2 separate regions of the Mus musculus genome follow, and region 2 is linked to region 1. The links are chromatin loops, found by intact Hi-C in ENCODE. Cell type or tissue: heart. All regions are shown on one strand. Links, peaks and the distances in the headings refer to the core of each region. The heading gives the core; the rest is flanking DNA.

What was found. Hi-C counts contacts between places; a loop is a spot of excess contacts. Peaks named below come from ENCODE experiments on the same cell type or tissue, not always from the same donor. Only the 100,000 strongest peaks of a DNase experiment are listed, where the experiment ranks them.
Region 2: it touches region 1 in a loop (3-fold over the local background); 24 of 42 quality-filtered maps call a loop at or near these places.

What each region holds. Positions count from the first base shown.
Region 1 is chr11:80,345,762-80,357,460 of GRCm38, forward strand. Rhbdl3 (rhomboid like 3) reads left to right here. Exons shown (of 9, transcript NM_139228.3): 8 at 1,065-1,125; 9 at 7,651-10,225. The coding sequence ends at 7,922. Among named protein-coding and RNA genes, the nearest start is that of 5730455P16Rik, 26 kb to the right of the region's middle. In heart, for the core only: CTCF peaks have their summits at 6,247 (motif pointing left) and 9,246; DNase peaks (open chromatin) are centred at 6,220 and 9,280; H3K27me3 peaks cover 858 bases.
Region 2 is chr11:80,296,696-80,308,394 of GRCm38, forward strand. Rhbdl3 (rhomboid like 3) reads left to right here and starts at 4,217. Exons shown (of 9, transcript NM_139228.3): 1 at 4,217-4,576; 2 at 5,969-5,992. The coding sequence starts at 4,466. In heart, for the core only: CTCF peaks have their summits at 5,134 (motif pointing right) and 7,251 (motif pointing right); DNase peaks (open chromatin) are centred at 4,156, 5,176 and 6,116; H3K4me3 peaks cover 2,722 bases; H3K27ac peaks cover 1,262 bases; H3K27me3 peaks cover 4,757 bases.

The sequences.
Region 1 (11,699 bases), core at 1,919-9,918:
CATGAAATAAATAAATCTTTTTAAAAAAAGAAACTGAAACTCTTAGAAGTTATGGCTTGTTCACAGCATTAAGACAGAATACTTCCAGCAAGTTCTGATTAAGAAAAAGGAAATTTTCTCTGCAGTTTTTCCAAGGCTTGCTTCTTCCACTTCCCTACTACTTGGGGCCCCTGTGAAGTTTACAATGTCCTGGAGCAGGGCCTGGGACAGCCAATGGGGCAGACTGAATGGATGGGAGGGAACCAAAGTCCCTGGCTATGCCTAGTTTCCTCTTTAGCCAGGCAGAGCCCAGGCTCACCTCCACTGTGTGTGCATGCGTCTGTGTAAGTGGAATTGTGCTTTGAGTGCTCCGCAGAGGAGCCCCTCAGAAGAACCCCACGGAGGAGTCTTTTGTACAAAGAAAAATCCTTTTGTAAGGTGAATAATTGTATTCTGTTTATTTGCTCTGGAGGCTTAGGGTTTTTTGAGATTTTCTGGGGAGAGAGAGGCCTGTTTGAAGGCCATCTGGCCACTCCTCTGCTCGAGCTCACGCCTCAGGTGCTGAAGCCTCATTTGGTACCTCAGTGACAAGAAACCCATGATCCACACAGCAGGCCCTTAGGTTTGTGCATGTTAGAGATGGACTTGTCTGGAACACAAGCAGTGTTTGCACATTGTCGTGGCTCAGCTTGAGACTCGACCACAGTGAACGTGACCCCTCCTGGGTTGGAGGGTTGGAGGCTCCTGTGGTCCTCACTCATTCTTCACGGGCATGATTCTTACCCTGATGGTTCCAGGTTGACCCTGCTAGGTGTCCTGTTCCACATTTCTTGTCTCCCAGGGGCCACAGCAAAGAGTCCAGATCTCAAGGAGTTCACTGTCGGAGGTGGATCTACATGCTGTGTAGACCTGGGATAATCTCACCATTGTCGGAAATCTTAAAGCCATGCTGGAATGGTCTATCCCTAAGCCCTAGCCCTCACTCAGCACTTCCTGGAGTGGCTTCTTTTCAAGTCTTTTCAAGTCTCTTACCTAAGGGGTGGGGTCTGATCCCAAACTGACAGAACTCTCTCCCTTTCCTCTAGAACTGGTCAGGCATGAAGTGCCAGTTCAAGCTGCTGCGGATGGCTGTGGCCTTGATCTGTAGTGAGTATGGCTGAGCCTTCAGGGACGGGTGAGGGGGATGTGTGTGGAGGGGAGAGGGGGATGTGTGTGGAGGAGTGAGGGGGATGTGTGTGGAGGGGTGAGGGGGACTGTGTGGAGGAGTGAGGGGGATGTGTGTGGAGGGGTGAGGGGGACTGTGTGGAGGGGTGAGGGGGATGTGTGTGGAGGAGTGAGGGGGATGTGTGTGGAGGGGTGAGGGGGACTGTGTGGAGGAGTGAGGGGGATGTGTGTGGAGGGGTGAGGGGGACTGTGTGGAGGGGTGAGGGGGATGTGTGTGTACAGGCTCTGTCCTTACCCTTCAAGAGCCGGTAGTAAAGTGAGGCCTATCAGTAATGTGGCCACAGCAGGGACGTTCTGAGAAAACCTTTCTCTTCATATTGCTTGATACTTCTTAACCTTTTTTTGTTTTGTTTTTTGAGAGAGGGCCTTATGTAGTCCATGTTGGCCTTGAACTCACTAAATAGCCAAGGATGGCCTTGAACTTTTGATCCGTCTTTCTTCACTTCTCACATGCTGGGATTTAGGCTTCTGTCACCGCACTGGTTTTTCTATGGAGCTAGGATTTGTGTGTCCTGGGCAAGCACTCTACCAACTGAACCACATCACCCAGACCCTTCCTAAATTTTAAAAAATGGTTTTTATTTCATGTATATGTATGTGTTGTCTGTCTGTATGTCTGTGAACCACATCTATGTCTTGTGCCCAAGGAGGTCAGAATAGGACATCAAATCCCCTAGAACTGGAGTAATAGAAAGTTAGGAGCCGTCATGTAGGTGCTGGGAATTGAACCTGGGTCCTCTGCAATAGCAACAGATACTCTTCACCACTGAGCCGTCTCTCACAGCCTCACTTCTTAAACTTTTTTTATAGACATGCCTTTAACCCCAGTCCCTGGGAGGCAGAGACAGACAGACAGATCTACAGAGCTAGTTCCAGAATAGCTAGGGCTACAGAGAGAAACCTTCTCTCCAAATCCAAACCAAACCAAAAACCAAACAACAACAACATCAAGAGCAGCATACTTGTAACGGCTAAGCTATCTCTCCAGCTCCAAGAGGATTGAGTTTTGAGGCCAACTTGGACTACTAAAATATTATCTTCAGGCTGCTCTCCAGCCCCCCCCCCCCACTTCTGCCAAAAACAAAACAAAAAGAAATGCTTTCCATTTTAGTAGAGTCACAGACCGTAGTGACACCTATGTGCAGCTTGTGCTGGGACCTTAGTCAGGACAGGTCATTTGTACTGGCTGAGAAGCCTAAACATAAAGACTAGCTGTATTCAGCAACTGACCAAGTGTAAGAGGATATGTAAGCTTTGTGGTTCACACCTTTAATCCCAGCACATGATAGGCTAAGGGAAGTGGAACTCTGTAAATACAAGGCTACTGTGGTCCACATAACCAATTCCAGGTCAGTCATATATAGTGAGGCTCTGTAGAGCTGGTCTTTACTACTTTGTGGGTTCTTTTTCCCACGCTCCCTGGTTTCCTCCTGTCCCCTATTGTTTTTTTAAACAAAATAAATTATTTTAATCAAATATTGCAGAATATTTGATCATACTGTGAACCCAGAGATTGTGTTATTTACTAGAAAAACCTGTTTCTAGTGGTGTGGCTCAGCCTTTAGCATACTCCTTTAATCCCAAACAATGAAGGTAAAGTTAGTTTGTAGAAGGAAGCACCTATGTTTAAAAGCGATGTCTAATTGAGCATCAGACAAAGTGATGAATCAGAGAAAGATTTGACAGAAGAGGATCTGCCCAACTCCCCTGAGAAGAGAAGAAAGAGAGGCTACTTAAGGGAGAGCATCACTGAGAAAAAGAGAGAGGAGACAGTTTAACCAGGGACAGCTGTTCTGAGACAGGTTGCAGAGAAACAAGCTAGACACAGGTGAAGACATAATGAGCTAGAGAATGAAAAGGTGCCAGAAGATTAGAACAGGTTGCTAGGGGCTGGAGAGATGGCTCAGCGGTTAAGAGCACTGGCTGCTTTTTCCAGAGGTCCTGAGTTCAATTCCCAGCAACCACATGGTGGCTCACAACCATCTGTAATGGGATCTGACGCCTTCTTCCAGTGTGTCTGAAGACAGCTACAGTGAACTCATATAATTAAATTTAAAATAAATAAATCCTAAAAGAAATAAAAAAGAGCAGATTGCTAGAGGGCTGGAGAGATGGCTCAGCGGTTAAGAGCACTGGCTGCTTTTTTCCAGAGGTCCTGAGTTCAATTCCCAGCAACCACATGGTGGCTCACAACCATCTGTAATGGGATCTGACTCCTTCTTCTAGTGTGTCTGAAGACAGCTACAGTGAACTCATATAATTAAATTTAAAATAAATAAATCCTAAAAAAATAAAAAAGAGCAGATTGCTAGAGGGCTGGAGAGATGGCTTAGTGGTTAAAAGCCCTGACTGCTCTTCTGAAGGTCCTGAGTTCAAATCTCAGCAACCACATGGTGGCTCACAACCATCTGTAATGAGATCTGATACCCTCTTCTGGGGTGTCTGAAGACAGCTACAGTGTACTTACATATAATAATAAATAAATCTTTGGGCCAGAGATTAGCAGAGGTCCTGAGTTCAATTCCCAGCAACCACATGATGGCTCACAACCATCTGTACATCTACAGTGTACTGCATAAAATAAATAATAATAAAAAGGAACAGATTGCTAGAGCAGAGCAAAGAGTCTGTCTCGAGAGAGAGAGAGAGAGAGAGAGAGAGAGAGAGAGAAAGAGAGAGAGAGAGCAATTAATCAGCTTGGAGAGGAGTTTGAGCCAGGACAGCTGAGTTGAACTGGCCAGAGTTCAGAAAGAAGTAGAAAGAAAGTTTATTTGACAGTAAATCTCAGAGGCTGAAAACACTCTAAGCCTAGATAAGATTGTGTGGAGGCTAAAGTTTCCAGATTAGCAGATGGAGGTAGCCTTGGAGATGACAGGTGAATGAAAGATACTTTTGCATCCTATCTCTAGATAGGAGAAAAAGATGGATGGAGAGAGAGAGAGAGAGAGAGAGAGAGTGAGAGAGAGAGAACCCTGAATTTGAATCTAATTTTGTCTTGTTTCTTCTTTGAGCATGACTACAACAAACCACAACCAACCCTCCTCTCAGGGCTATATCAGGAATATATCATTTATATACCCTCGGAAACATTCCCAGAATTCCAAATGCCATACAACCGCAGAAACTATCTGCAGCGGTCAAAACCACACCTCTGCTAGAGCGTGAGGCAAATTATAGTCAGCTGCTGTGAACAGTCCAAAGCAACCCCCATTCCTACACCTGAGAATAAAACAGAAACACTTTCTAATATCAGTATTGTGTGTTTTATATGTAGTTTATTTTTATTGTATGTGCATTGGTGTTCTGCCTGCTTGTGTGTCTGTGTGAGGCATTAGATCCCTGGAACAGGAGTTACAGACAGAGGTGAGCTGCCATGTAGGTGCTGGGAATTAAACCTGGGTCCTCTGGAAGAACAGCCAGTGCTTTTTAACCACTGAACCATCTCTCCGGCCTTTCTTGTTTTGTTTGTTTGTTTGTTTGTTGTTTAAGAAACCAAAATTACAACTCTGTCTAAAAAGGTGGGGAGGGTGACAGTATGCCTGGCAGAGGTGACACAAGAATAGGCCTTAGTAGGCAAATGATCATGGCAGGAAAAACTGGGGCTTGGGACTGTGTGTACTTGTGAGAAGAAATAAAGCCAACGAGATCATAGGAGTTAGGTGATGGTGATCTTAAAGGCAAAGGCAGAAACCTCCATCCTGATACATACACTGAGAGGCCACGGAAGGCTTACCACAGGAGAGAGGCTGAAGGATATGACAGAGAGACATAGCTGCATTATGATGTCAAAAAATGGATTGAGGGGTTAGAGAGATGGCGTGGTGGTTAAGAGCACTTGCTTTGAAAGTAGGTGGATCTGAGTTCAAATCCCTACCACCCATGTAAGAAAAGCCAAGCATAGTAAGTATACTTGCCTGTAATCCTAGCATAGGGGCTGGCCAGCCAGCTTATTCTAAACAGTGAGCTGCAAGATTCAGGTTCAATTAGAGACCCCATTTTTAAAAACAAAAAGGGGGTGGGGTAGAGGGGCTAGAGAGATGGCTCAAGGGTTAAGAGCATTTGCTATTCTTGCAGAGGACCTGGGTTCAGTTCCAAGCACGCACACAACAGCTCACAACTATCTGTAACTCCATTTCCAGGGTATATGACACCCTCTTCTGGCATCTGTCTTAGGGTTTCATTGCTGTGTAGAGACACCATGACCAAGGCAACTCTTATAAAGGCCAACATTTAATTTGGGCTGGCTTACACTTTCAGAGGTTTAGTCCATTATCATTATGGCAGGAAGCATGGCAGCATCCAGGCAGGTGTAGTGTTGGAGGAGCTGAGAGCTCTACATCTTGATCAGAAGGAAACTATCTTCTGAAGGCAGGCAGAAGGAGGGTCTCTTCTTCCTTGGGTGGAGTTTGAACATTAGGTGCCCTCAAAGCCCGCCTACACAGTGACACACTTCTTCCAATAAGGCCACACCTCCTGAGCCAGGCAGTGGTGGCACACGCCTTTAATCCCAGCACTTGGGAGGCAGAGGCAGGCAGATTTCTGAGTTCGAGGCCAGCCTGGTCTACAGAGTGAGTTCCAGGACAGCCAGGGCTATACAGGGAAACCCTGTCTCAAAAAAAAAAAAAAACAAAACAAAACAAAAAAAAACAAAAAAAAACAAAAACAAAAAAACAAAAACAAAAAAAAACAAAATAAAAAACCAACTTTTTCTGGGGCTGGAGAGATGGCTCAGTGGTTAAGAGCACTCACTGCTCTTCCAGAACGTCCCAAGTTCAATTCCCAGCACCCACATATAAGCCCACACCTGTCTGTCTGATGTCCTCTGGTGTGCAGATATACAGACATGCAAAGTACCCAAATACATACATACATACATACACCTTTTTTTCCAATGATAAAAGCTGACACAGTGATGGAGGGGTGGAATCCATCATCTTTCACACTGTTTTTCTTAACTGGCTCCAGGAATAAGCTCAGCAGGAAAATGCCACCAGGTTGGCATGGCTGAGCCAGGCCCCACTGCTCCTTTTCCCCCCTCTGCTGGCTGTCCTTGGAATTGCAGCTCTTTCTGAAGACACCTAGCAATCTATGGTTTAAGGTGGAAAGAGGCACTCTGGTACAAGAAGTGGTACAACATTGCCGTCAAAGGGCTGTCTTTTAATCTGCCAGACTTGCCTTGGTTTGCCAGTCTGTAAAATAAGGATAATACCTTCTCTCTCAGGGACCAAAGAGATGGCTCAGTGGTTAAGAGTGCTGGCTGTTCTCCCAGAGCACCGAAGTTCAGGTTTCAGAATCCACACTGGGCAGCTCCCACAGACCTGTAATTCCAGCTCCAGCTCCAGGAGTTATGATGTGCTATTCTGACCTTAGCAACACACACACATACACACACACACACACTACACACGCATACACACAACGCACACGTGATGAAAACTTAAAAAGCAAAAAAAAAAAAAAAAAAAAAAATGTACTCTCAGCCTGACTTTATGGTCCATGTCTTTAATCCCAGGACCGGGGAGACAGATCTCTGTGAATTCAAGGACAGCCTTGACTACATTGAGTTTTAAGATATCTAGAACTCCATAGTAAGGCCCCATGTTGGAAAGAGGAAGGAAGGAAGGAAGGAAGGAAGGAAGGAAGGAAGGAAGGAAGGAAGCCAGGCAGGCAGGCAGGCAGTCTGTCCTTTTACCATGACTTGAGTACTGGGACACAGGATGGCACTATTGCCCAGCCCTGAAGTTCACAAAGGGAAGCACTGGTCCGTAGTGAAAGTGGAGCCTAGACTTAGCGCTCTTCCTTCTTTATCCTCATTCCCTCTCCATCCCTTTCTCCTGAGCACAAAGGTACTGGCTCTCAGGATTTTCTGGAGGTTTCTAAGTAACACGTGGAAACAATCTACAGAGTGTCATGTTCGGCGCACACAGAAGTTGTTGGCCATGTTCTACCTGTGCAGCCAGGCTCACCAATGCTGAGCCATTATACCAGTGGACAGATGAAAAAAAAATGTCCCGGCAATGTAGCATGACCACAGAGATACCAGGGCCTTCGGACAGAGCTGTGCCTTTCTTAGGGTCTCCTAGCAGAACTCCTCTCAACATTCAGGTGACAGGCCAAACATCTTCTCTTGAGACGCCCTGTCTGACATTTCCTCAAGAGGCCCTCTTGGGGATGCCCTGCCTTGTGCCCAGCTTGGATTTTTCTATTGTTTTTTTTTTGCCTCATTCCTGAAACTCTCAATGAAATGGCCTTGTGAGTGTAATTAATTGATGATTTATCGCCAAGCCCCATAGACTCTTGAGATAGTTTTGTCTCCCTGATTGCTGCCCTTGGCCTCATGACAGTGAATGAGTTAATGGACGCTGGGTGGCCAACCTGTGTGCCGGATCTCTCCCCAGCCCCTGCCGGGACCATGCTATGATGTGTCTCTGTCTCCTCCCTTTGCAGTGAGTATGGAGTTCGGAAGGGCTGTATGGCTCCGTTTCCACCCATCGGCTTATCCCCCGTGCCCCCACCCAAGCTTTGTGGCACACTTGGGTGGCGTGGCCGTGGGCATCACCCTGGGCGTGGTGGTTCTCAGAAATTACGAGCAGAGGCTGCAGGACCAGTCGCTGTGGTGGATCTTTGTGACCATGTACACCATCTTCGTGCTGTTTGCTGTCTTCTGGAACATCTTTGCCTACACACTGCTGGACTTGAAGCTGCCACCCGCCCCCTAAGGGACCAGAGGTCCAAGGCAGGGCGGGGAAACAGAAGCATCCCGAGAAAGTACCTGCATCTGCTTCTCATCTCCAATTCAGTGAAAGCAGGGAGAACCGGAGACTGTTGGAGCTGGGGGGTGCGTGTTGCTTTGAAAGGATGGTGGGGAGATGGATGTGGCTGCTGTCATCTTTCTAGGCTGGTCTGATGATATGGAGTCATGGGTAAGGTCTGAGGCAGGGTAAGAGTGGCTGTCCCTGTGGCTTGGGCTTGTCCCATGCATTCCCTCTCACTGCCACAGAGTGAGCAAATAGCCCTCTTCCCTAGTCTCCACCTGGAGAGACACAGAGAAGTTCTGAGGATAGCCACAGCCAGGCTTGCCACGGCCCAGAGGTGACTGTAGGCTAGGCCACATTCTCTTTGCAGCTCAAGGTCTGGTGCTCTGGCAATGGATGTGATGGCTTTGATCCGGGGGAGCCCAGAGCAAGCCAGGCTCCAGTCCTGTCAGTGGTGCTATGGCATTGCTCCTAGGGCTGGGCAGGGAGATGCTATAAGCTCCAGGCCTTTTTCTTGCCCTAGGGGAGGGCCCTGTGCTGAGGTAATGACTTTCTTCATCCCAGGTTCCCCCAAGAGAGTTCCAGGACGGTTTCTTCTTCCTGCCTGTAGTCACGAGTCAGCATTCCAGACCATCGCTCTGCATCCATGCCCTATCTGGACTGTGGGGTCTCTTCTTTCCTTTCTACTGCCCTGACCCTACTTTGTGCCTCTCTCTTTGGGTGTGGAGACAGGGTTTTGTGTGTGTGTGTGTGTGTGTGTGTGTGTGTGTGTGTGTGTGTGCAATGTCAGGCAAGTCAGAAGCTGCAGAGGGAAGAAGTGGGAGACAATGTACACAAGAGGATATCTACAGGGGATTTCTGGAATGGGTAGCAGCAGTGTGCTCTCCAGTGCTCGCTCAGTGGCCTTGCCTTTAGCATCATGCACCCCCTTTCCCATCTTGCCCTCCCAAACACCTGCTGAGCACCACTGACTGGTGGAAAAACTGTCGAGCTAGAGGGAAGACCAAAGCACTACCAGACATTTGAGAGAAAACTCTCAGCTGTATTCTTCTGGTTCTCTTGGGGGTAGCTTTTGTGTCTGTACTGCCGCCTGTAGAAGGAAGTCTTTGGGATGAAAGAAAGCCCAGGACAGTGATACTGTGGCCATCTCTCCATGTGAATTAGTGGGACAAGAAGCTGTAGTAAAATATATTTTGGTGGAAAACGTAGCCTCTGAGAAGAATTGGGGAAGCTTGGGTGAGGGAATGTCCCCAGTGAGAGCAGCTGAGGGTTAGATGGCTCCATCTACAGGGACTTGGAAGTACTCTTACAGGGAAGTGAGATTGGGGGGCGTGGCCTTGTGCTGTCCATACCCCAGCAGCCTGGGATGCCACATCAGGTGTTTGGCAAGGTAACTGTAGACTCAGAGCCCAGTGCCTCTGCTCCTCTGAGACAGTCTACTCAGGCTGGCACGAGACGCTTCTGGGGACCCTAAGTGGAGGCTGTGAGGCAGGTGACCTTTATAGGGACTTTCAGCCCCTGGGATAAGGAACCACAGGTCTGAGATTGGAGGGAGGCAGGAGGATGAGAACTGCTCCTGGTCCTCTCACCATCCCAGCAATACCTCCCAGCTCATCTCCATTCTCCTGAGTCCCTCAGCCCTTCCTCTCTCCAATGTGGCCACCCATCAGGGCTGGGAGTCACTCCTCATGCTGGAGGCTGTAGGTTGGCCTCAAAGGCTGGGGAATCCCCAAACAGCAGCTATGTAGACTAGCTTGCATTTAAAGGGGAGAAGACTCATGGAAACCAGACAAGGGAAAACGGGCTTTCAAAAAAAGAGGAATTTCTCTTTAATGATACCATTCATCACTTGATTTTTTTTTTTTTAATTAGGAGAAGCTCCCTAACCGGGCTCTTTAAATTCTGCATTTCCATGTGAACCATTCTTGCCTAGAGCATTAGTGGAGGCATCGCTCACCGAACCCAGATCTTCCTCTAGTGTCCAATTCAGTTTGCAGATAATGAGGTTTACCCAGTGCTGTGTGCTTCCCAGGGCTGGCTGCAAATCGTTGACTCTCCTCTGCCTTAAAAACAGTGCCCGTCAGTGAGCTGCCCTCCCAGGACTAAGTGAAAATCAAAACACTAGCCGCGACGTTGGTTTCTAGATATTTTTGTATTGTGTACATTCTGTATATTTTTGTTGTAACATATTATTTGAGCACAGATTCCATTAAAGATTTTTTTAAGCTGTTGGTTATTCAGGGAGTGACCTCAAGGGCTGCCATGCTACCTGCTTTGCCTGTGTCTGGTTCATGGTGGGTGGGGAGAGTGAAAACGGGCAGTGGTGGGTGGGTGGCTCTGGCACTGGTGGTTGGCACTGTCTTCCTTAACCTTCTCAGAGTGGTTGGTGAACACTGAAGGTTCTTTCCATGAAAACACACCCACTGGGCTGGAGAGATGGCTCAGCGGTTAAGAGAACCGACTGCTCTTCCTGAGTTCAAATCCCAGCAACCACATGGTGCCTCACAACCATCTGTAATGTGATCTGATGTCCTCTTCTAGTGTGTCTGAAGACAGCTACAATGTACTTACATATAATAAATAAATAAATCTTAAAAAAAAAAAAAAAAGAAAGAAAAGAAAAAAAGAAAACACCCACATAGGTCGCTTCCCGGACAGTTTTCGAGGTGGGTGCCAGCAGATAGAGAGGAGTCTCAGCCCCCTGTCCCCTCAGGCCTATTTTTCCCTTCCATTCATCTAGTTCTAAGTACCTCCCTCCAAGTCGCTCTAGGGATGGACAGTTGGCCACAGAATGAAGAAATGACAAATACGTGGATTCAAGAATGGAAAATCTGGGATTGAGTGGATGTGGATGGAGAAGCCCCAGCCCTGCCCCACGAGCTCAAAGTGTTTATATATACTGTTGGACAGGCAACTCAGGTTGTGGTATCCAGATGAACAGGAAGGCAAGTGTAGCTAACCTCGTAGACACAGTCTCTGTAGGGACGCAGTCTTCAGGCCATAAACATGTGGAGGGGCAAAATTACGGTAGACATTCTCTGCACACTATCTATATTCACACACAGACCAGAGGAAACCTTTCCCATCTCTCCAAGTCTCTTCCAGGGAAGGCATTGCTGCTCCTGTGGGGATGACACACTGGGGTCTTTGACATGGCCTTGTCTTTGTCAACAACACATCTACTCAGGAATATATATATATATATATATATGTATATATATATATATATATATATATATATATACACATACACATATATACATACATGTGTGTATATATATGTGTGCATGTATATATGGTATGTGTATATATCTTAATATACTATACATAATATTATTTATTATGTAAAATATATATTATGTATTATATATACCATACATTTTTAAGATTTATTTTATTTATATGAGTGCACTGTAGCTGTCTTCAGACACACCAGAAGAGGGCTTCAGATCCCTTTTATAGATGGTTGGAAGCCACCATGTGGTTGCTGGGAATTGAATTCAGGACCTCTGGAAGAGGAGTCAGTGCTCTTAACTGCTGAGCCATCTCTCCAGTTCTATTTATTATACTTTTATACATGATTAATACATGTAGATATGTTCATATATTAATCATATATATATATATACATATATATATATATATATATATATATATATATATATCTCAACCACACATATGTGGTTAATATGATTGTATTATGATAGAAATCTCTGAGATGTCCTAGAGACCTCTTTCTCT
Region 2 (11,699 bases), core at 1,797-9,796, 49 kb before region 1:
CTTTTGTTCTTTATGAGGTATTTGTGTCAGATAATTTGTTACACTGGCAGAAAGTTGATTTTGTTCTTGGTTATTTTATTTTTTTGTTGGGAACTTCAAAGAGGTCATGGAGCTATGGGTACAGCGTAGTAATCAAGGACTTGCCTAGCATGGATAAACTCCAGGGCTTGACCACACACACACACACACACACACACACACACACACACACACACCACACTACACACACATAAACATGCATACACACATACATGTATACACACATATATATTATGTATATATATATACACACACCATACACACATATGTACACATAAATATATACACATACATGCATACACATATACACACACATATACATATACCACACACATACACATGGAGACATATGCATGCACACACATGTGTGTGCACACACACACAAAGATAATAAAGGTCAATGAGACTAGACTCATGCATGATCTCGACTTATGTACAGTATGCTCCCAGGACCTCTGGCATGACTGAAAGTGACCATTCTTTCTGTCTTTATCAGAATGTTTGAGTGCTCTGGGTGCCTTGTGTTGGAATGAGACTAAAGCTACTAAAGCTACCAAATAGTCAGATCTTTTTTGGTCTTGTTTTTTGAGAGAATTTCTCCGTGTAGCCCTGGCTGACCTAGAACTTACTCTGTAGACCAGGCTAGCTTTGGATTCACAGAGATATGCCTGCCTCTGCCTCCAGAAGGCTGGGATTAAAGGCTTGGGCCACCACCACCAGATCATTATCTCTTGAAGGTTCTAGGTTTGGCTGCAGGCTACAGGTCCCATGTGCTGGGGGACATGCTCCGTAGCTGCAGATTCCCCGGGGGTTAAGAGATGAATCAGGTTGTCTGGTGAAGCTGGGCATTCCTGAGGATACGGGACAGAGGGTAGACTCCGGAATGCAGAGATTGGGTGCTACTGATGCTCTTAATGGTTGCCAAGTCTAAGTGGTCACTTCCTGAAGGGCTGACTCCTAGGGAGAGCCCAGGATCCTTTCCCAGTAGGTTTGGGAGAACAGTGATGATGTTGAGCGCCTGTGCCTAGGGCAGGAAACAGCTCTCTGAGGTCCTTCTTCCTTTTGTTCTAACTGCTGATACTCATGCGACCTCTGGACCTCAGTCAGAAGGACTTATTTATTTATTATCGTATGTGTGTGGATGTTTTGCCTGCATGTGTGTCTGTGTATCATGTGTGTGCAGAGCCCATGGAGGCCAGAAGAGGGTGTGAGATCATCTGAGACTGGAGTTGCAGATTTGACTAGGAGTCAAATCTTAGTCCCCTGGGAGCGCAGCCAGTGTTGCAGAACCATCTCTCTCCAGACCTTTTTTATTTAGATATGAATGAGATGAAGTCTTTTTTTTAAGATTTTTTCAAAATTTATTTAATGTGAGTGCTCTGCTGCTTATACATCCGCCTGCTTGAAGGGGGCATCAGATCTCCCTATAGATGGTTGCTGGGAACTGAACTCAGGCCCTCTGGAAGAACAGCCAGTGAGTCAGGCTCTTAACTGCTGAGCCATCTCACCAACCCAGAGATGAAGTCTTACATCCAGGCCTGGTGGGCAAATCTATTATCCCAACTCCTTGGGAGAATGAGATAGGAAGACTCACAAGTTCAAGGCCAACCTTAGCAACTTAATTTGACATACTCTCAAAATAAAAGTGAAGAGAGGGGGGCTGGTGAGATGGCTCAGTGAGTAAGAGCACCCCACCCGACTGCTCTTCTCTTCCGAAGGTCCAGAGTTCAAATCCCAGCAACCACATGGTGGCTCACAACCATCTGTAACAAGACGCCCTCTTCTGGTGTGTCTGAAGACAGCTACAGTGTACTTACATATAATAAATAAATAAATCTTTAAAAAAAAAGTGAAGAGAGAAAAGGAAGAGGAAAGAGAGGGAATATGGGGGTTGTATTGCCCTGGCCTCTAATACAGGACATCATAAGGATTCAAATAATCCCCCTGTTTCAGCCTCCCAAGTGGCTGGGTCTAAAGGCTCCTGCTGCTGCATCAGTCTAGGAGGGATCTTTTCAAGTGTTACTGTCTTCTGTAACAGTATCAGTGTTCTTCTGTGTCTCCTGCTGCCCTTAGGATGGAATCCAAACTCCATTCTCAGGAAACTAGCAGCCCTCTCTCTCACGCCTCCCCTCAGGCTGGACTCTTCTATTGATGCTGGTGTAGTTTGATTTCCAACCATGCCAAATCCCTTGCAGTTCCCCTTCCACTCTGCACGCTGTCCCCTCTGCCTGAATTGCTGTGTCTCCTGCTACAGGGCTATGGAAGTGCTTCCTTTGGGAAGACCTCCTGGATCCACCAGGGCCCCTCCTCTTCCTTTCAGGCTGTAGGACTCCTGAGTTTCTGTGGAACCCAAGATTTGTTGAACATGGCTGTGTGCCCCACCCCACCTCCACACACACACCAAGATAAACCACTTATAGAGGACAGGGCTTGTCTTTCGCTCATCCATGTACCCTCAGAGATCTCCCCTAGTGTTTAATAAGAGCTCAACAAATGTTCAGCAATGGGAAGGTAACTTCCCCATGAGGGGGTGACTGAGTTGGATCTGTTGCTAAGAGCTGTCCCTGGGCTAGAGAAGAGAAAGCTTGTGAGGACTAGCTGGGGGGGAGGGGGGTGTGTCAGTGGATGCTGGACATCTCTGCAGAGTGGCCTTCTCTTCCACGCACCTGTCTCTTTCCAATCCCCCTGTAACCAGGCTTTCAGAACCAGCTCTTTCCCAAAGGTCTGAATGTAACAGAGCCAGCACTGCTCATGTTATGTCCAGCCAACGGTAGCAGGGGAGGTAGAGACAGGGTCCCTGGCCCTCAGGGCCCCAGCAGTTGCTTATCCTAATAGGCTTTTTTATCAGAAAGAATTCAGCCTCTCTTCTGTCCCCTGAAGGCAGTTTTCAAAAAAATCACACCCCCATGCAGACAGTTTTATTTACAAGGAAATCTTGGCAGGATCTTGACTTGTTAGTAGAGTAGAGATGGGGGAGGGGTGGCAAGAAACAAAAATAGTTGGAATGATCACACTTTCTGAAACCGAGATGAAAATTGGTGTCTGTTGCAAACTCACCTAATTAGGATGGAACTGATTTCCTTCTGGGTTTAAGAGGAGTAGTCAGTGCTGGGCGAGATGGTCACAGGTTGGATCCTGGGTTTGCACGATGTGGTTACATTTGCGTTATGAAAATGAAGGTGTTAATTGCAACTTCTGATAATAATAATAATCCTTTGGACGTCGAGAGGGGTAATGATGATGCGGAGAGGTTGAAGGGCTTTGGTTCTGTATGTAGGCTGCCGGAGGAGCGGGGGTGGGGGTGTGTGTGGGTGTGGGGAGTGTGGGAGGGGGAGGGGCGGCTGAACCAGGACTGAGCCCCTGAGCCTCCCTTGAGGAGCATCTACCCCAGCCCGGGCACTGGCACAAATTATAGTTAGGTGGGAAGATCGCTTTTCCCACAGGTACTCTGTCTCCCATTTTTCTTCTTTAAACATCCTTTAGTACTTTGCTAACTTCATTCCTGGTTTTTAGTTTTAGTTTTTTGTTTTTGTTCCCCACCACCCCCACCCCCACCCCCGGCCAGCTCTCCCCCCACCCCGCAATCCCTCCCCGGCACTCCACCCCTCCGCTCCTGTCTGGCAGGGCACTACTTTCCTGGATTTAACATGGTCGAGAAACCTGAAGATAGCATACAGCTCTAGATGGAGAGGTAGGGCAAAGGTTAGGATTTAGGGTCCCAAACCACCTGACCTTTCTCTCATCTCTAGGCTTTCCCAGACCTCCCAGAATCCAAGACCACAGCGAACAGAGAGAGGTCTTAAGGGTGGCTGGTGGAATCCAATTTTCACATCTCACTCTCAATTCAGTCCTATTTAACCCTGACATGGCCAACTTCGTGAGAACCTCGCTTCTGCCTCCGTCACACAATCTGCTGCTTCCAAGTGATGGTTAACCCGGTGCTGAGCTGAGCAGGCTGAGGGCAACGCAGTCCCCATCTCCGGGCGGGAGGAGCGGCGGCTTGTCGCTCGCCTCCCGGCAGCCAGCCCTCCCTCTTTCCCTCCCTCCCTCCCCGCGGGCGGCCTGGGGGGGCGGGGGCCCCGCGAGCAGCCCCGCCCCCGCCGCGCGCCACCCCGGAGGAGTCCGTGGGGAGGAGGAGGCTCGCGCGCAGAGCGGGGGCCGCGCGGAGCGGGAAGGAGCGCGGGGAGCGGTAGGGCCCGGCTGGCCCAAGGGCGCCCTGCCTCGGGCCCGCGACAGAGGCCAAGAAGTTTGGCGGCTAGGGGCCCAGCGCCCCGGGTCGCGGGGGCCGCAGTGAGGGCGGTGGGGAGAGCAGAACCATGGGAGCGAGCGCGGAGGCGGCGAGGGGCGCAGCTAGCTCCTGGAGCAGCACGGCCGCGGCGGCGCAAAGTTAGCCCGGCGCCCCGGGACGAGCGCCGCAGTCTGGGCCATGGGCGAGCACCCCAGCCCCGGCCCCGCAGTGGCCGCCTGCGCGGAGGCTGAGCGCATCGAGGAGCTGGAGCCCGAGGCCGAGGAGCGACTGCCCGCCGCGCCAGAAGACGTGAGTGCCCCCTCCTGTGTCCCTCAAACTTTCTGGGGGGCGCCACGCGGGGAGACGCCACTGCCTCAGCTCCCTACCCCGCAGACAACTTAGAGGCTTCAAGGTTATGTCACCGGAGCGTCCGGGATGAGTCGGGGGTCCCCGAGGGTAGGAGAGATAGGTCTCCCCCAAATGCAAGCGCGCGCTCCCCACCCCGCTCGGGTTCCCGCGGCTTCACTGCGGGACACAGCCCGGGCCACTGCGCCGGGAACCTGTCGGCTGCCGAGCCCCCTCCCCGCGGCTGGTGCAGTGCCCGGGACACGGCGTTTTCCTGCAGAGGCGGCCGCGTCACTGTAGTGACTTCCCCTCCCCTCCCCTCAGCGACCTGCGGACTCTGCAAGCCCGGGGAAGGAACCGGCGCCGCAGATGCCCAGTCTCTGATCAGCGCAGACCGCTCTGGAGACCCCTTCTCGGCTGCCAGATTAGCTCCCGCCGGCGTCAGTCCGGTCGCGACACTGATTGAAATTCAAACTGATCTCAGTCCCTGAACCCAGCCAGAGCTAGCTGGGTCGAAATGCTCCCAGCAGGGGGCTCAGGAGTCCCTGACCACCTCGGTGCCAGGAACGGTCCCCTGGGGCAGGGTAGGGAGGGGTTACTCCAGAGGGCTTTCCTGCCATCTGCCGCTTAGATCTCTTGTCTGCTGTCCTGGGAGGCGAGGCAGGATCTGGAAAGCCCCGGGTGCTTGAGTTGATGAAACTACTCCCTCTCGGCACCCTGCCTCGGACCTGTCCCTCCTTCAGAGTAAAATTAAACCAGAAACCCCAGCCTACGAAACCACAGCCAGCAAATCTGAATGGGCCGGGAGTCTAACATCTCTCGGGTTTGCGTAACTAAACCTGTCACTTTGTCCTGGCCCTAACTCCTGAGAGAGTCTTCTGTATTCAGTACTTGCACTCAGTCTTGGAAGCATATTGGGGAACACACACACACACACACACACACACACACACACACAGAGTGCTCAAGCAGGGGCGAGTCTCCTGAGCAGAGTCCTCCAACAGACAAGGTCTGAAGGTGTACTCCGGGAGTAGATGTGGACGTGACCTTTCCGTAGCAGAAGTTATCAGAAACCCGGAGACACGGTTGGGAATCGTCCTTGTTCTCATTCCAGCATCTGACTGTGTTCCCCCCCCCCAAAAAAAAACACCCCATTCCCACACCGTACTGTGCGAGTTCTGCCTTCGCTCACACGGGGACTTTTCAGGTTTCATCTGGGGGGCCCCTGAACCTGATTCTGACTGCTGGGCAACAGCTGGGAGGTGATGTCAGAAACCTCAGGGGTCTACAGAAACCTTGGTGATAAGTGCCTTTCTTTCTCTTCTTCCTCTCCCGCATGGCCTCCCTCTCTACCAGCACTGGAAAGTCCTGTTTGAAAAGGTATGTGAGCAGTTAAATACCTTTCTTCTTCCCAGCCCTGCCTGAAACCGGTCTCAGTCTTCCTGCTTGACTGCGTGGGCTTTCCTAGCTCAGTGCTCCGGAGATGGTGACGTGCTATGGAGGCGTGGCTTAATACATCTAGGGCGGAGCCACACGGTGCTCTGGGTATCCGGAGACAGCAGTAGGCTCCCTAGAGAGAAATCGTTCATCCCTACAAATTCTTCTTGCACCATGGCTGGGCTTACGCCACCCAGAGATTGGACAACTTGTATTAAAGTTTTCGCTATGCAAGAGGAGAGGATTGCAGTGGGAGGCTGGGGGGAGGTGGGGGAAGGGGCATAAAAGAATCATTTGGCTCCTTTTCTGCTCCTATTATAAAAAATGCTTTGCCCCAGTAACATGAAATCTCTGTCTTCCTTGGGGAGGAGGATCTACTCACAAAATGGGCTCTTCCGAAGGCTGATCTTGTGTCTCGTTCTGCAGTGGGGATGGGCCAGTGCTGGGCAGTTACAAATGAAAAGTAGGATGTGGTCATTTGCAGCGCCTGGAGGAGAGGGGTGAGGAGTTGGTGAGGTTAGAAATGCCAAGTGTTGGGTTCTTTTCAGCTTGGTACTTGGGTTCTGCTAGATTGCCTCTCCATGCTTGAATATAGTCCAGGAGAAGTGACAGGAAGGTGCCAGTGTTGGTGGATTCTGAACACTTAAGTCACAAGCCAGAGTAGCTGTGACATGAAGTTGTGCAACTTTAAGAGATGTTTAAGCCAGGCATGCTGGCACACATCTGCAGTGCCTGCATTTGGGAGCTAAATTAAGCAGGACAGTCAGGAACTCGAGGCCATCCTTGGCTATCCTTGCCTCTGAGGCTTGCCTGGAATAGTGAATGGGGGTGGGGGGGGGTCCACAGTTGAAAAGGCATCTTGATCAAGACCTTTGTTTTAGGTGGGAACATTTTCAAGAGCTTTTGCTTGTGTGTGTGTGTGTGTGTGTGTGTGTGTGTGTGTGTGTGTGTGTGTTGTTGGTTCCCCCCCCCCCTTTGGTTTTCCGAGACAGGGTTTCTCTGTGTAGCCCTGGCTGTCCTGGCACTCACTCTGTAGACCAGGCTGGCCTTGAACGCAGAAATCCACCTGCCTCTGCCTCCCAAGTGCTGGGATTAAAGGCGTATGCCACCACTGCCTGACTTGCTTGTGTTTTAATGTGTATGGGTGTTTTGATTGTCTGTGCACAATATTATCGCAGTGCCTTCAGAGGCCAGAAGAGGGCATCAGATCCCTGAGACTGGAGTTACTGGTGGTTGTGAGCTGCCCTGGGGGTACTGGAAACAGAACCTGGATCCTCTAGAAGAGCAAACATTTCTTTTAATCAGTAAACCATCTCTCCAGCCCCCTCCCATCCTTTAAAGCAAGGTTGTTGTAGGACCCAGGAGATACTTAGATGCTGTAATAGTGGGAGAGGTGATGTGGGATAAGTCAAGCAGCTCCTATGACCAGCTTTCCAGTCAGTATATAGAAAGAAGAGATCTCTTTTGGCTTGTGGTTTTGGATATTCTTAGGGGAGCAGGGTTCGAGACAGGAGACAGGGTTTCTCTGTGTAGCCCTGGCTGTCCTGGAACTCACTTTGTAGACCAGGCTGGCCTCAAACTCAGATCTACCTACCTCTATTTCCCCAGTGCTGGGATTAAAGGCACTCGCCACTGCCCAGATGGTTTTAGATATTCTAACCTATCATTGGATGCCCCTCCCCCAGCAAGGAAGCAAACCAAAGCAGTGAAAGCCGTTAGCCTCATGACTATGGGGCAAAGAGAGGGAAGAGACTGGAACCCCATGGCCCCCTTCCAGACATCCACAGTCACCTAGAGGCTTCTTATCAGACCCAAACTCACATTTCTCCCACTTCCCAATAGCTCCAAGTTAGGGATCAAACCTTTAACAAGTGTCCCTTTGAAGGTGACAATGAGGTTGGAAAGGAGATACAGTTATAGGAAAATAGGAAGATATTAATAGACCCAGTTAGCTGAGGGGAACCACATTCCCAAATGAGATTCTAAACTTGAGGGGAGAAGAAAAGGTTGAGTTGGGGGTTGGCAAAAAAACAGCAGCTTTGGTTACACACAAGTTTAATGTGGGGACCCGGCCAAACGCGCTTGCCCCATGGGACTGAACATGTGGGCTCATGGGGAAAGAGCCTGGGTGAGGATCTTAGGGGATGTCATCCTTGATGCCTGGCTCCCATCCTGAGGGCCACCTACTCTCCGTCTGGTGCTTAGGAATCCCAGCTGCCGGGCTGACACCTCGAAGCAGGAGGGACCCATGGTCTGCCACCGTTACTCTTGTTACCAGGCTGCCAGCCCTTCGCACCTCCTGCCAGATTTAGAATAAGAAGCTAGAACAGCGTGTGCCGTGTTTGTGTTTCCCTTCCTTGGTGCCTGCCTTCACATTTCCTTCGCCGGTTTCTCTGTGTGTTCGTGTGTGTGTGTGTGTGTGTGTGTGTGTGTGTGTGATTACATCTTTAAAAACAAGCCATTTGGGTGAATGGAGGAGGACTTCCAGTGGGAGGCACAAGCGGCTGAAGGGCAGCTCCAAGCAGAGGGTGTGTGCCAGCCGCCAGCCGCAACATCCAACTGGAGGCGAGTCTTGGGCATTCCATGGAGAGGCCCACACAGAGATCATCCCAGGCTGGGGAATGCAGCTCAGTGGGAGAGCGCTCGCCGAGCAAGTGCGCACAAGGCCCTGGGCTAAGTTCTCAGCATTGAAGAAATAGAAATAAATAAAAAAATAAAAGAGAAACCCATCAATCACTCCGACAGGCAAAATGAGTTCTAGGAAAGCAGCCACCAGGTCGCACTCTGGGCCATTTTTTTTTCCTCTTAAAGTAAGTTCTGTCTGATTTGTTTCTTTACTTAAGATTTATTTTATTTTAATACACATGGTTGCTTTGCATGCATGTCTGTGTGCAGTGCCCATAGAGTCCAGAAGAGGGTATTGGATCCCCTGGAACTGGAGTTACAGACAATTTGAGCTGCTGTGTGGGTGCTGGGAGTTGGACCCAGGTCCTCTATAAGAGCAGCCAGTTCTCTTAACAGCTGGTGAATCATGGGAAAGGAAGCTTGGCTGGAAATGGCAGGTAGGCTTATCAGGTGGACAACCCTGATAGGCTAAACTAGATAGTAAGTTAGTGAGATGTGACGCCTGTCACAGCCCGTGTGATCCATGAATTCATCTTCCAAGGGCTGTCAGTGGAGATGCTAGGGTCAGAGCCTGGACCATGACAACCCTAGCAAGCTAGACTTGACCATGCATCCTCTTTAGGTCAATTAAGCAGACACAATACAAAAGCAGAGAAGGGGATTTATTCAATGTGGCCACCGTGGGAAGAGCAGTAAAGAGATCTAGTGACCCCCCCAGAGTCCATCTTCTGTGCAGACATGGCATTTGGGTTTCAGAGTTAACAGCACAAGAACTACTCACAGCTAAGCCATCGTGGTTGAGATGTGTGTGGCCCCTGCTTCTGCACCATCTTTGTCCCACTGTAGTCTCCCCAACAAGTGTTCTGACTAGCTGTGAGAACTGTCTTCCTCACTGTTCTATTGCTGTGAAGAGACACCATGGCCACAGCAACTCTTATGAAGGAAAGCATTTAACTGGGGCTGGCTCACAGTTTCAGAGGGTCTGTCCATTAGTTGTCATGTGAGAAGCATGTGCCACATGCTGGCAGACTTGATGCTGGAGCGGTAGCTGAGAGTTCCAGATGTGGATCCACAGGCAGGAGGAAGAGAGACGCTAGGCCTGGCTTGAGCATTTGAAACCCTAAAGCCCATCCCCCAGTTACACACTTCCTCCAGTAAGGTCACATCTCCTAATAGTGCCACTCCCTGGTGACCAAGCATTCAAATCTATGAGCCTATAGGGTCATTTTCATTCAAACCACTATTTAGTAAGTTCCCTATCTCGCTGGCACCGGGCTTCAGCCTTTTCCTTCTCCCAGTGAGACTCCTGGGGAAAACTGACCTAGTTAGAGTTACTATTGCTGTGATGAAACACCATGACCCAACATAACTTGGGGAGGAAAGGGTTTATTTGGCTTGCACATCCATATCGCTGTTCATCATTGTAGGAAGTCAGGACAGGTGGAAACCTGGAGGCAGGAGCTGATGTAGAGGCCGTGGAGGGGTGCAGGCTTGCTCTCTCTAGCTTGCTCAGCCTGCTTTCTTATAGAACCCAGGACCACATGCCCATAGGTGGCCCCACCTGCAATGGGCTGGGCCCTCCCCCGTCAATCATGAATTAAGAAAGTCCCCTATAGGCTTGCCCACAGCCCAGTCTTATGGAGGCATTTTCTCAATTGAGGCTCCCTCCTCTCTGATGACTCTAGCTTGTGTCAAGTTGACATCAGACCAGCCAGCACAGGAACGATTGTTTCGGTAGATATTCAAAGGGAAGGGTACAGAGTTCTTTTTAGAAGAGCTTCGTGCCTGCTAGGATAGTTACAGAGGCATTGGAACCTGGAGCCACCGGGGCAGGGCGTGCCTTCTTTCCCATTCCTGGGTCAGGGGGACACCAGTGGTCCTCTGTCTCCAGGGTGTTGGAGGTGGAATTAGCTCTGCTCTTCATGCCCTGCCGTTCTTTAATATACAGGGAAGCCTTGACCAGTGTGAAGCTAACTGACCCCCAAGGGTGAGAAGTCACCATGTTAGCCTTGGCAGTTAGTGGCTACCCTTCAAGTAAATGACCAGATGTCTTCTGGGATTGGTGGTGAGGAGATCAGGTGACCCTGGTCTTTTGGAAGCTTCTCTGTCCCCACTGTCCTGGCTTTTGTCTGGTGTGCTCACAGTGATATAGCAGATTCATTCTGCCACTCCTGCCTCACACAAAAATCACCACAGGGAGGAAGCTGGCAGGCTGTTAGCTTGTGTTCCGCACGTCCTGGTTCATTTTCTACTTGGACTTCCCTGTAAGGGAATTGTCTTTTTATTTTAGAGGCCGATCTTGATGTTTTTTCCTAAATATTTAAATAGGTTTTTAAGTTATCGGGCCAGTGAGATGGCTCAGCTGGAAAAGGCACTGGTGTTCAAGACTAAGGTCCTGAGTTCAAATCTTAGGACCCATGTTGTAAAAAGGAGTGAAGTGACTGCCAACACTGTCCTCTGACGCCACGTGTGCACTGTGTGCGCATGCCCTCTCACAAAGGATAAATGTAATCTAGTTAGCATAGGTCTAGGGGTATAGTTAGAGGCCAAGTGTGACATGACCTGTGTGAAACCTTGAGGTCAATCCCTTGTGTTGCAAACAAACAATATGTCAGTAATAGTAATAACTGTAAGAACTAGGTATTGTTATGATGCAAATTCATGGCAAAAATACGGTACTGTTTATTGCTAAATCCTTTAATCTTTTCTGTCATGATTCCCTCTAGAGTTCTGATCTGAGGCAGTTTCTGTCTCTTTCCAGGCCTCTTAATCCACTCTTCCATTTTCTACTGGTGTTACAGAGAGATGCTTGTACGATGCCGTGTGGGTACTGAGACTTGAACTTGGGTCCTCTAGAAGAACGGCGAGCACTTTCAACCGCTGACTCATCTCTCCAGCCCCCAAAGCCACTTTATTTTTAAAAGTTGAATTTAAAACTTATAGATTTATATATTTATTTATCTGTGGATGGCACACACATACCACGCTATACTGGTGGAGGTCAGAGGACATCGTGTAGGAATTG